Regions from separate parts of the Homo sapiens genome. Here region 1 is linked to region 2. A link is an interaction called in ENCODE POLR2A ChIA-PET data of the cell type or tissue named here. Cell type or tissue: IMR-90. All regions are shown on one strand.

Region 1 (2,500 bases), 150 kb after region 2:
CTGTGAACAAGTTGTTAAAACAAATGTGTTAGTACACTAAAAAGTACTGAGCTGCTTTGGTATCAATTCCAGATCTTTCTTTTATCACAGAGATTTACACTAACCATATATGACTGCTAAAGGATTTCAGATACGTTGACCTGTTGCTACTATTTTAGTCTGAAAACAACCAGCATCTTTTTTTTTTAAGACAGTCTCGTCACCCAGGCTGGAATGCAGTGGCACAATTGTAGTTCACTGTAGCCTCAAACTCATGGGCTGAAGCAGTCCTCTTACCTCAGCCTCCCTAGTAGCTGGGACTCAAAGGTGTGTACCATCATGCCTGGCTGACTTTTTAAAATTTTTATAGAGACAGGGTCTTGCTATGTTACCCAGTCTGGTCTCGAACTCCTGGACTCAAGTGATCCTCCACCTTGGCCTCCCAAATTGCTGGGATTACAGGCATGAGCCACCTTACCAGCATCTTAATGTGAGGTGAACTCACTCAGCATTAATCAGAGCCAGCCCCAGAAAATGTATCTAGTATCAAGCATCCAGCATCCACCTGCTTCAGCTCAGTGACCCCGCAGATATCCATGGAGCAGCTACATCTGTGCCAGGCCAGGCAGAGCACACATGAACAGCATGCAGCCCTGCCCTCAACCTAACCAGCTTAAGGTCTAGAAGACAGCATGACAAAGTACAAAGCACCAAGTGATCTATGCAAGGAATGCAAGAGGGAATCCATGAAAGAAAACCTAGCTGATGGGAATTGGAAATGTTTCTGGAAAGGGTAGCATGGAAGCTGGATGTTGGAGGAGAGATAGGAAGAGGAGGAGAGGAGGCGGCGCCCAGAAGAGTGCACCACATTCTGCTAGGGAGCAGCTCCAGGTCTACTTGGCTGAGACCCGATAAACGGAAGTAGTGAACACCTGTTCCAGAAATACGGCCTTCCAGCTCCCTAAGACTAGGGGCCCAGGATTCATGTGAATAAACCCTCAAAAGGGAAATGTTTAGAATTCCATCCCATTTCCAAGCAGTAAATTCCCAGGTTTCAAAGCTCTGCCTCTGGCTAAAGACAGCCGGGTTGAAGTGTTAGACCAGTGCATTCTTACTGCAATGATGAAAGCAGGAAGTAGGGGCAGAAGTCATTAAATAGGAAGGAGGCTGGGCACGGTGACTAACACCTGTAATCGCAACACTTTGGGAAGCCAAGATGGGTGGATCAAGACGAGCCTGGCCAACATGGTGAAACCCCGTCTCTGCTAAAAATACAAAACTAGGCCCCGGGCACGGTGGCCCACACCTGTAATCCTAGCACTTTGGGAGGCTGAGGCGGGTAGATGACCTGAGTTCAGGAGTTCGATACCAGCTTGGCTAACATGGAGAAACCCCATCTCTACTAAAAAAAACAGCTGGGCGTGGTGGCGGGCACTGGTAATCCCAGCTACTCAGGAGGCTGAGGCAGGAGAATAGCTTGAACCCAGGAGGCGGAGATTACAGTGAGCCGAGATCACGCCCTTGCACTCCAGCCTGGGAGACAAGCAAAACTCCGTCTCAAAAAAAAAAAAAAAAAAAAAAAGAAGGGCGGGGGGAAAAGCTGCCCTTTCCCAGATCAGAAATAGTGTTATGGAGGTAGAAGATACGGATTAATCCAGAGTCAGCAATATAATAAGATGATTTCAACGTTTGTAGTTTTTTGGATGTTCACAATGAAAAGTTAGGAAGAGGCCAGGTGCAGGTTTCCACCTGTAATCCCAGCACTGTGGGAGACTGAGGGAGGAAGGATTACTTGAGGCCAGGAGTGGGGAGACCAGCCTGGGTAACAGAGTGAGACCCTCATCTCTACAAAAAATAATTAAAAAAAAAAAAAAAAAACATGGTGGCACACACCTGTAGTCTCAGGTACTTGGGAGGCTGAGGGGGGAGAATTGCTTGAGCCCAGGAGGTCGAGGCTGCTATAAGCCATGATTGTGGCACTGCATTTCTGCTAGGGTGGCCGAGTGAGACCCTCCTGGGCTGTTACAGCACATCAATCTATGAAATGGGTCCAGTGTGCTAGCAGTGCCCCAGGTGCTGTCATTCACTTCGCTTACTGACTCCTCAATAACAGCCCCACTCAACAAATGAAAAACAAGCTCAGGTGAAATAAGGTCCTCAAGATCACATAGCCAGTAAAAGGCTTACCAGGACAATGGCCTGTTGGACTCCAAAGCCATTCCTTTCCATGTCCTTTATCTCCTTTACAGCAGAGAAGCCCCACTGGTGGCTGCAAATTAACCAGCAGATGTGTCATAGGGACACTCAAGCAGACTCAAAATACAGACTAAACACTGAAAAGTGGAGGGGAAGGGGACAACTAAGGAAGCATAAAAATAATCTCCCTAGGCTTCTCATTTTACAACCAAGGAAACATCTCCAGACAGTATTATGTTCATGATGAGGTCATCCTACTTAAAGACAGAGGACAAAGGCTGGCATCAAAAAGAAAAAAATTGGCCGGGCACAGTGGCTCATGCCT
Region 2 (2,500 bases):
GGCGGCGGTTACAGTGAGTGAAGATCGCATCACTGCACTCCAGCCTGGGCGACAGAGCAAGACTCCATCTCAAAAACAAAACAAAAAATTTCCTAGATTGGGGACGGTAGCTTATTCCTGTAATCCCGGCAATATGGGAGGCCAAGGCAGGAGGATCACTTGAGCCCAGGCGTTCAAGAACAGCCTGAACAACATAGAGAGATGCCATCTCTACAAAAAAAAATTAAAATTAGCTAGGCGTGGTGGCCTGGCTACTAGGGAGGCTGAGGCAGGGGGATCACTTGAGCCTAGGAGGTCAAGGCTGCAGTGAGCCCTGATAGCATGACTGCACTCTAGCCTGGGCGACAGAGTGCGACCCCATCTCTCAAAAACAACAGGTTGGGCACGATGGCTCACGCCTGTAATCCCATCACTTTGGGAGGCCGAGGCAGGTAGATCCCCTGAGGTCAGGACTTTGTGACTAGCCTGGCCAACATGGCAAAGCCCCTTCTCTACTAAAAATACAAAAATTAGCCGGGTATGGCGGCAGGCACTTGCTATTCCAGATACTCGGGAGGCTGAGGCAGGAGAATCACTTGAATCTGGGAGGCAGAGGTTGCAGTGAGCTGAGATTGTGCAATTGCACTACAGCCTGGACCACAAGAGGGAAACTGTCTCAAAAACAAAAAACAAAACAAAAAAAATCAAACAACAACAACAACAAAAATTCCTAGCAAAAGCATAGCAGCAATTCACTAATATTACCATGTAGTCCATCGCCCAAAAGCAGCTGGCCTGAAGGAATGCTAGCATGGCCTATTGAAGATTCTGTTCTGGTCCCAGTTGAGAAAAACTGCCTGAAAAGAATGGGATCTGTCTTACACAATGCAGTATATGCTGTGAACCAGTGGTCAATATATAATGCTATTTGAAGGTCTGGAAGTAGGAGTAGCTCCTCTCGCTATTACACCTATTTTTAACTCCTGCTCCCATAGCTTTGAGCTCTGATGAAAGGTCTTAGTTCTCAAGAGAGGAGTATTTGCTAACAAGAGGGGACACAAGTATGGTTTCATTGAATTGGAATCTGGACATTTTGCTCTTCTCAGCTGGTAAGAAAGAGGTTACTCTACTGGCCAGGATGACTCATTCTGATTACCAAATTGAGTTGTTGCTTTACAATGCGGGCAGCAAAACTATGTCTGAAACACAGAAGATTCTGTGTGGCACCTCTTAGTAATTCCATGCCCGCTAGTAAAAATTAATGGGGAATAAAAAAGTTAATGGGAAATTAAAGCAACCCTAACAAAGCAGGACCCCTGAGAATTCAGACCCTTTTGAAATGAAGTTTGGATGTCCAGCGCAATCACAGAACAAAAATGAAAGGGGCCTGGTGTGGTGGCTCGCGCCTGTAATTCTAGGATTTTGGGAGGCCCAGGTGGGCAGATCACTTGAGATCAGGAGTTCAAGACAAGCCTGGCCAACATGGTAAAACCCTGTCTCTACTAAAAATACAAAAATTAGCCAGGCGTGGTGGCAGCACCTAAAATTCCAGCTACTTGGGAGGCTGAGGCAGGATAATTGCTTGAACCTGGGAGGCAGAGGTTGCAGTGAGCCAAGATCGCATCTTTGCACTCCAGCCTGGGCAACAAGAGTGAAACTCCATCTCAAAAAAAAAAAGAGAGAAAGAAAAAGAAAGGAAGGAAGGAAGGAAGGAGAGAAAGAAAACGTACTAGAAGAGGCAATTTATGAATATTAACCACAGCCTCGTGAGCAGTTACAGACCTGATACAGAGGATTACAGCAGCTATGCACTGCCGTGGTGCCTTTAGACATCATGCTAACATTCTATCAGACCAGCAGCTTCAAAGTGATGGGCTATAAGGTAGGATCAGTGTCAAGCTATTGAGGTTCTTTCAGACTATATTGTGATGGAAAGCAGGAGAGGTAGCCCTGGTGTACCCTGGGAATGTGGCCTGCTATCCATCCAGTTAAATGCAATTTGCTTTGAGCTTTTTTTCGGGTAGCCATCGAAAAGAATACATTTGCCAGATCAATAGTAGCCTACTGGGTGCCAGAGGCTGTGTTGCTCTATAATGGTCAAGATACTACTTCCTCAAGGGAACTTGGCCTCCCCTTTCATTCGATGGGTTTTGGGCATAAGAGCCTCTCAAATAGGTGAGAGATTGAGATTTTCCAATTTAATGGCTGACATCAGCCATCTGCCAAGACTGTCACTACAGATCTGTATGCTAAAGATCACCTCATTGTCATTCCAGCTTTGTTCCCCATTACAGTAATTGTGTCTACCCTGTCTCTGACGATTAAGTGCTACCACCTGACCTCTGCTGTTTTCAAATCCTACCATCTGTATTGGGGCACCAGGGAGTCCAGGTCCATAGCTGCTTCTTTTATGTAAACCCTGGCCCAAAAGGACAGCTACCATAGAGTTTCTCAACAATGTTGACCCTTCACTGGTGCATTCTGTGTTGCTTTAGTGAAGATGGTGTCTTCTAGAGGTCGT

What was found. Peaks named below come from ENCODE experiments on the same cell type or tissue, not always from the same donor. Only the 100,000 strongest peaks of a DNase experiment are listed, where the experiment ranks them.
Region 1: POLR2A ChIA-PET joins it to region 2 with 8 read pairs; 8 of 35 experiments call an interaction of 5 or more read pairs at or near these places.

What each region holds. Positions count from the first base shown.
Region 1 is chr22:41,180,897-41,183,396 of GRCh38, forward strand. No RefSeq gene overlaps it. Among named protein-coding and RNA genes, the nearest start is that of EP300-AS1, 15 kb to the right of the region's middle. In IMR-90, no CTCF peak of the experiment used is centred here; a DNase peak (open chromatin) is centred at 1,105.
Region 2 is chr22:41,027,953-41,030,452 of GRCh38, forward strand. No RefSeq gene overlaps it. Among named protein-coding and RNA genes, the nearest start is that of SNORD140, 45 kb to the right of the region's middle. In IMR-90, no CTCF peak of the experiment used is centred here; a DNase peak (open chromatin) is centred at 1,079; H3K27ac peaks cover 157 bases.